Linked DNA regions of Homo sapiens: region 2 is linked to region 1. The links are chromatin contacts, found by Hi-C or POLR2A ChIA-PET in ENCODE. All regions are on one chromosome and are shown on one strand. The core of a region is the stretch at or near the end of the contact, and the rest is flanking DNA. Distances in the headings are between cores, read along the strand shown.

Region 1 (4,024 bases), core at 1,003-3,502:
TAAAATGTGACTTGCTCCTCCTTGCCTTTCGCCATGATTGTGAGGCCTTCCCAGCCACGTGGAACTGTGAGTCCAACTAAACCTCTTTCTTTTGTAAATTGTCCAGTCTCAGGTATGTCTTTATCAGCTGTAAGGAAACGGCCTAATACACAGATATATTTGAAAAATAAAACTAATAGAATTATTTATCTATTTTATCTGATATAAATATAGTTTACAGTCCCAGTAATTACATATTTTCTTCGTGCATACATTTATAGATTAATAGGGCAGAATCGGAATATATAAACTATATATGTAGTGTGTGTGTACATATATACATATATATATATGGAATATTTTCTCCTCCAAAAGAATAGAAAAGTTATTGGTAGTGTTACAAATAACTTGCACGTTGGAGTCATATGCAAGATTTACCAAAAAAAAAAAATTCTGGGAATTATGAAGAATAAAAATATTTTGAGATGCTCTGTTATTAGAAAATCAAATGCCAAAATGATGCTTATGAAATTTCTCTCTTCAAGTCTGTCTGAGCATAATCACCAAATATATAATTAGAATTCAGTCATTGGCTCTTGGTATTCATTGTTCAAACTGGCCAAAGAGCTACACAGAGAAAAGGGCATAATTTTATTTAATTTCAATAAGAATGTTTTTGTAGTCTTCTTTTGCCCTCACTTTTGTATGTAAATATTTATTCTTTCTCAACTCCAGCAACAGATACTACCTTTTGTTAGGCCAGTTTAATCTATCTAGAGGGAACTGCTTCCAAACAGGGACAGGTTGAGTATCTCTTAATCAAAATGCTTGGGACCTGAAAAATCCAAAATTGTGAATTTTTTTGAATTTTGGAGTATTTGCATATACATAATGAGAGATCTTGGGATGGGACCCAAGTCTAAACACAAAATTTATTTACATGTAGCCTCATGTTAATTTTAATTTTCTCTTGAAAGCACTGAATAAACTATGTGTTGTGTACCTGTGCTTTGGCTATGATACATTGCATGAGGTCAGGTGTAGAATTTTGTACTTGAGGCATCATATGGGCACCCAAAAAATTTCGAATTTGGGAGAGTTTTGGATTTCAGATTAAGGATGCTCATCCTTTGCCGGAATTCTACAGAAACTCAACCATACTTTTATTACTACCTTGGTGCAAAAGCAATTGCAATTTTTGGCAATGGCGAATACTGTAATTGTTTTTGTACTAACCTAATAACTACGGTTTTTATTATCCTCCTCCTTTGACATACAGAGAATATATTATTCTTCTGATATCATCTTCCATATGGCCCAAATATTTAGGAATTTCACATGATCATTTTTCTCAAAGCAAATGCATTTGTGGCCAAATTTTACAGTTATTACATAGCTAGCATGTTAACCTTGATATTATGTCACGTTTCAAATTTTGTTCCCTCTGATTTTAAACTGAATTGAGAAAAAAATAAACTTGGCTCTCTAGAAACGCAAAGAGTAAATGAGAAGTAATATGATATCGCACACTTAAAATATTTTAAAGCAGGCTTCTACTGTTACTGTTATTTTTTAGCACAAACCAAAAGTGACCATTTTCTTTGAATAAATAATAAAATTTTATATTTTAATAACATTGGCAAGCATTTTCTCATTTAAATATCTCAATTTTTAATGGAAAGTATTTCGTTTTATATAAGAGAAAAATATAAAAGGATCATGTGAGTTTATGAAAACGTCACAGATAGTGTATGATATGTTTTATGTTTATGTTTCATACTCCAAACCCAGTGGCTTTTGTGTTCAAAAACGACATTTGATTAGCAAGAGGAAATGGCCATTTTACTATTACTTATCTGGAATGGTAGCATATTCCAGATAAGTAAAGGAGAATCAGCCCCATCTTTAATACTGCCAACTGGATTTGTGTCATAAAGAGAAATTAGGGGACTAAAAAGGAAACATATAAGCCTTGTCTTTCCAGATTGGAGATGGATAAGTATATAAGGACTGACATACTATTGCTTTACAACAGTTTTCCCAGGACAAATTGAGACACCAGAAGCCAGCATATAGGTTGTGACTGATCTATTCAAATTGTTCCTAATAATGGCATCAGGGTTTTTTAAAAAAAAATTTTGTCATGCTTTAAGTTCTGGGATACACGTGCAAAACGTGCACGTTTGTCACCTAGGTATGCAGCTCAGTGCGCGTGCGCCATGTGGCGCGGCCCTGCGGGCTTTCCGTACTCCGCTCGCGGTAGGCTCCCGCCGCTATTCAGCTGTCGGGCTAATCAGCAGTCGAGGTGTGCGGCTAGGCGCGAGCTCTGCGGGAGCTCAGCCCCCGGGAGAGACCCGGCAGCGGCGCGGCGAGGACGGCGGCGCGGCGAGGACGGCGGCGCGGCGAGGACGGCGGCGCGGCGAGGACGGCGGCGCGGCGAGGACGGCGGCGCGGCGAGGACGGCGGCGCGGCGAGGACGGCGGCGCGGCGAGGACGGCGGCGCGGCGAGGACGGCGGCGCGGCGAGGACGGCGGCGCGGCGAGGACGGCGGCGCGGCGAGGACGGCGGCGCGGCGAGGACGGCGGCGCGGCGAGGACGGCGGCGCGGCGAGGACGGCGGCGCGGCGAGGACGGCGGCGCGGCGAGGACGGCGGCGGACCGGGGCAGCCCCGCGCCCTGGCCAGGTAAGCTGGGGAACCTCGGCTGCCTGACTCGCTGGCGGCGGCAGCCTTGGGCCGCCCGCGGCGCCGCGGGGACCCGGACGCGTGGGGGGCGGCGCGTAAGCTGCGGGCCAAGAGCTCCCGAGCGCTGCCCCCCGGACTCGGCGGGGCTGCGGGGAGGCCGCCGCTGGGATCTAGGGGTGCAGCCCGGCGGCCTTACGCCTCTCGGACCGGCCCATCCTCCTCCCACGATGGGCGGGCGGGTGCGGCGGGGACTAGGCGATGGCTTTCGCATCCCGGGAGGGGCTCACCGCGGCGAGGGGCCACTCTCGGCGCCGGCAAGTGGCGCTGTCTGGCGGGGCCGCCCGCTCGCGTCTCGCCGGGCTGGTCGGGCCGCTGGTGCGTTCCGCTGCCCGGCTTGGCGCCGGCATCAAGTCCCCGTGCCGGGCGGCAACTACTGAGTTTGGGATCGCCTCTGGGTTCACTTCCCTGGGAGAACTCGAGCCCGGATCTTCGCCCCTTCCCTTTCCCTGTATAATAAGGCCCAGAGGGAAAAACTCAAAAACCCCACACCTTGTTGCCCCTGGGCTGCAGGCGCCGGGTTGGGGGCACGGTGCGGACCTGCGCCTCTGCAGGGCCCCTTCTCCACGCCAGGCACTGCCTGGCAAGGCTGCTGGAGGGAGATCTGGCCGCAGATGGTGAAGGAGAACATCGAGGCCCCCGGTCCCCAAGCAGGGCTCCATGGGTCGGGCGGCGGGCCTTGGTAAGCCCAGGCTAGGGGCGAACTTCCTTTTCTCCGGGCCGACGCGGAGGGAGGGTGCGGGGAACGCCCGCGGAGGGGCCTGTCCTGCAGCACCCCAGTGGAGAGCAGAGCCTTAGAGGGGCCTGCTAGTCTTAACTTAGTATTTACTGGCAGAAGAAAGGCTTACTTTTTCAGATCTCTTCAGATAACGACCTGGCAGGCACCAGACGTAAATCTGTGGTTGAGTGCAGTCAGCTCCTAAACAGGCATGCGGTGGAGGAAGCGCCCCAAACTTGGCATCTTGTGTCTGGCACTTTGTTTTTGGGCTAAACTGCCTCTGGCGTCTTCAGCCTTCTGTGCCTCTTTGTTTTTGTTTGTTTTTCTATTTTCCTTCCTGTTTCAGAAAGGACAGTGGTTTTAGAAGTAATGACCTGAGAGCTTTGCAGGTTGAAGTGGGACAAGTTTTCCTAAGGTGCAGGTTGGCAGGTGCCAGGAGCCTGCCGGTGGCTTTTTCTCAGGCCTCTGGGTCAGGGTCCCTCCAGTGAGGTGAGGCAGGGGTTTCTCCCCTCCCAGAGGTGTGGCCACTACGCAGGGGGACAGGAACTGGGTTTCCCAGTCCGGGGAGTCCAGGATGCCCTGCACTC
Region 2 (4,024 bases), core at 794-3,293, 77 kb before region 1:
GCCATCTGTAGGGCCAGAGCCCGGCAAAGCCTAACTCATTACTGGATGTCAGTTCCTTTGCCTGACTTTCAGTGATTCCTACCTTAACCTGGGGTTTTATGTTTCTCGTCTCAACGCTAACATTTCTCATTCCTCCACGAGTTGAATTGCTCACTCCAGCCAACTGACGCATGCTTTTCTTGACAGTTAGCTTGAGGCACACGGTTGGTGCTTTAAAAAAAAAAGCATTATGTCAATTTCATTGATCAACAAAAGTGATGGCTCCACTGCAAAGCTGATAGTGCCTGGACCTCTGAGTTCAAGAGCCTTCTAGACAAAGGGCTCTGAGCTGAAACGTGAGCATGCACACATATGCCTCCCTCTCGGTCTGATGAGATAATTTGCATACTTGGTTGTTATCCTTGAGCATTTTCCTGCCTCATTAGTGCACGTGTAGCCAACACAATAATAATCATAGCTAATAACGGCTAAGGCTGAGGACTTTCCTTAGCCAGGTAGTCGCTTTAAAAACTTTAAAGTTTTCACTAGACTCTCATTGAATCATTTCTCTTTTTCAGATCAAGAAACTGAGACTTACTATCACATTCGGGATGAAGTTAAAACAAAAAAAGAAACTGGGGCTTAAAGCTGTCAAGTATTTCACAGCCAGCAAGTGGCTACGTTGGAACTTGAACCCAGGCAGTCTAGCCCTGGGATCCAGTGTTGACTACGCAAAACTAAAGTGTACATGTTTTCAACTACAGTTTAAGTGGGTGACATATTTTTCACTATATTTTATGTAGGTGACTTTCAGTTTGGGGGTATTCTACTTACACAATCTATTGAGCTGGATATTAACTGAGAACAAAAAGAAACTAATGAACTCCGAAAAACATAAAACATGAGCAACATGATGTCACCGCAAAAGACAAATCAGCACAGAGCCTTCTTGGGACTGTATTTTGCTGACCGTCCAGGAACGAGTTATCATCTGCCTGAACTCAGCAGTGCTCTGTTCCCTTGGGACACACACACACACACACACACACACACACACACACACACACAGAGAGAGAGAGAGAGAGAGAGAGAGAGAGAGAGAGAGAGAGAGAGAGAGAGTTAGTGGCTGTGCCGCCCTGAGCTTCCAGTCGGCGAGTGTGAGGAAGGAACCAGATGGGTCGGGCAGAAAGGTGCTGGGTCAAGGGAGGAGGGGGCAGCCGGGAGCGCGCGCACGCTCTGGACTCGTGCACCCGCCGAAACTGGTGCGCGCAGGGCCCGCCTGGTTGAGGGGTGAGGGGTGAGGGTGACGGGGGCAGGGTAGGGGCAGCCCTTTCCCAGGCGGTAGTGGGGGCAGTGGTTATGTTGCCCTTTGAAGCTGCGGCTTGACAGGAGCCGCGCCTCCTGTGGGTGGAGTCGGTTACAAAGGGAGCAGCCCCCCAGGCCGCCACACAGCTCCCGCCAAGGCCTCCGTGCCCTTGCCATTTTCCAGCCGCGCTCCCACAAGGGTCCAGGCGGCAGGCAGAGGCAGAGTCGCGAAAGCTCGGCTGGGCGGCCCCGCTGGGTAGTCGCGGCCGTGACAGCGGCTCCGGACAGGCTCCCCTTCCGCGCCCCTCCCGCCGTAGATGAGTGGAAGATGTCCGTGTCAGGGTTCAAGGCCAAAGGGAAGTTTCTGGGACTATCTTCCACAAGAACCAGGAGCCGCAGCCCCCGCTCACGCTCCACTGCAACATGACTGTGAGGCGCCCGGCGGCGGCCTCGCGGGGCAGGGCGAGGGCAGAGAGGGGGCGCCCGGAGTCCCAGGACAAAGGGGAGCCTTCCCCAGAGAGGCCCCAGTTCCCCGCCCCTTTCTCCCGCAACTGGCCCAGCCCCGGCCCGGGACTGCCGGAGGCTTGGGTGGGAGGAGAGGGGAGGGCGCGTCTCTCCGACTCCTCGCGTGGCGTAAGCTTGGGGGCTGTTGGCCCCTCTAGGCCCCCGTCGCCGCGCCCCGAGGTGGGAGCCCGCGACTGCCGGAGCCTTCTTGGGACCCATGGTCGCCCTCAGTCGGCCAGCCTGCTCCGGAGACCGCGACAGGGCGGTGCAGGGCGGCTCCGGCGTTTTTTGAGCCCAGGCGGGGAAGGGGAAAGACCTTTAAGATTTTCGGTATTTTGGCTGGGCGCAGTGGCTCACGCCTGTAATCCCTTTGGGAGGCAGAGGCGGGCGATCACCTGAGGTCAGGAGTTAGAGACCAGCCTGGCCAACATGGTGAAACTCCGTCTCTACTAAAATATACAAAACTTATCCAGGCGTGTTGGCAGGAGATTTAATCGCGGCTACTTGGGAGGCAGAGGCAGGAGAATCGTTTGAACCCGGGAGGCGGAGGTTGCAGTGAGCTGAGATCCAGCCGTTGCACTCAAACTTGGGGGATAAGAGGGAGACTTCTCTCAAAAAAAAAAAAATTCTTTTTTCTTTTGAGGGAGTCTCACTCTGTCACCCAGGCTGGAGTGCAGTGGCGCGATCTCGGCTCATTGCAGCCTATCTCTCTTGACAGTCCACTGGTTAAAGCGATTCTGCTGCCTCAGCCTCCCGAGTAGCTGTGATTACAGGCGCCCGCCACCACGCCTGGCTAACTTGTGTTTTTAGTAGAGACGGGGTTTCACCGTGTTGGCCAGGCTGGTCTCAAACTCCTGACCTCAAATGACCCACCTCTGCCTCCCAAAGTGCTGGGATTCCAGGTGTGAGCCACCGCGCCAGGACCCAAGGCCCTTAAGTTTTAACGCCTCATTCTTCAGTCAGGTTTTCCTTGCTCCCGCGTGTTCAGCCAATTGGTTTCAAGTTTGTGTTGAAGGAGAAACTAACAATGAAAACGGAGTCGTTGATGGAAGAAAAGTTGGAATGCAGCCTCTGGTGCTGTTTGAGTGATCCCTCTCCCCAGGGGCTGGCTGCGCACTGCTGTGTTCTGGAAAGGCGCATTGTATGGTAGATGCCGCAGGTAAGAGTCCTGTACAGGTGCTCTGCCCGCTTTTCCTTTCAGGCTTCTGTATCAGCTGTTTTTCCCTTGTAGAATGTGCCCCTGACCTGTGCCCCTGACCTCCACCCTTTAACCCTACCCAACTCGTCTTTACACGTCTGACCATCAAGGCTCTTCTGGGTCATATTGAGTTCATGCTGATATTTTCCCTTCCTCCCCTCTTCAGTCCTTACTATTTTTGTTTTGGTCACGTTATGCTATATTCTGTAAGCCTTTAAGAAATTCTTTTATGGTGGCAGGGGAGAATATTTTGTAATTATGCTTTGTGCTTTTTATCTTCCACTCAATAAGTGCTTGGTAAATATTTGTTTTATTGAGTATATGACCCTATTCTAGCTATATTGTGCTTGAACAAAAATCTTAACTGCCCTGTAAGTTAACTGCTAAGAATTTGTCAAAAGTGCAGAGATGACATCCAGAACTTGTCATGGATAGTGCAAAAAGGTCTCTAAGGGCTTGATGGAGGTGTGTAAATGGACTTCATGTGAAAGAGTGTAAGAAGCGAAAATGTGAAGCATGACTGGAGAGCCGGAGAGATAAAGCAAGGGTCTCTTTCTCCAGATCCTTTGTAACAGTGTCATGTGACCTCTTCTTGAAGATCGTTCTGAAAGATAATGCCACCCTGGAACCTAGGAAATCACCCAGTGGGTTTCTGCAGGTTAGGTGCTTCAAATCCTCATCAGCACCTTTGTTTTCTCTGCCTCTGTTTGCTCACAACGATGTTCTCAGTAGCTGTAATTGCTGTCTTTGAATACTTAAGCATTTTTTTTAGATCACAGGGGTATATGTGCATTTTTATTTTACGAAGTGTTAGAATTTTTACTCCGCTTTTGTGGGCTCTGCGTTAGCTACTTGGTTGTTTAGTTGTAAAATGATTAGCAGGGAAAACTGTGTGTGTGTCTGTGTGTGTGTGTATTTTAAGGTTCTCTTGTTGTCAGAGCACTTAGAATTTTATTTTATATGGTAATTCTGTCAGTTTACTTTATTCTCCAGCCCACATTTATTGAACAGCAAAGTATGAAAGTGATGTGTCCCATA

What was found. A loop is a pair of places that touch in the nucleus more often than their neighbours do. ChIA-PET counts read pairs that join two places held with the same protein, here RNA polymerase II (POLR2A). Pooled maps may share reads with other maps.
Region 2: a map of PC-3 shows a loop between it and region 1 (21-fold over the local background). The contact joins the enhancer-like site here to the promoter of GOLGA8A in region 1. A Hi-C loop is called at or near these places in 6 of 168 maps with a recorded cell type or tissue (HCT116, PC-3, aorta and 3 more), 5 of 37 single-sample maps with no recorded cell type and 13 of 50 pooled maps. POLR2A ChIA-PET finds 5 or more read pairs at or near these places in 4 of 52 experiments (CD4-positive, alpha-beta T cell, GM12878, HEK293T and 1 more).

The regions. Positions count from the first base shown.
Region 1 is chr15:34,436,036-34,440,059 of GRCh38, reverse strand. GOLGA8A (golgin A8 family member A) reads left to right here and starts at 2,252. Exons shown (of 25, transcript NM_181077.5): 1 at 2,252-2,662. RefSeq lists silencers at 2,337-2,406, 2,649-2,858.
Region 2 is chr15:34,512,355-34,516,378 of GRCh38, reverse strand. No RefSeq gene overlaps it. Among named protein-coding and RNA genes, the nearest start is that of MIR1233-2, 14 kb to the left of the region's middle. RefSeq lists silencers at 1,128-1,357, 1,788-2,027. Within about 2 kb of position 2,043, at least 15 of the 41 ENCODE cell types and tissues checked have a DNase peak (open chromatin) inside an H3K27ac peak, as active enhancers do; they include heart right ventricle and psoas muscle, where a contact is called at or near this core.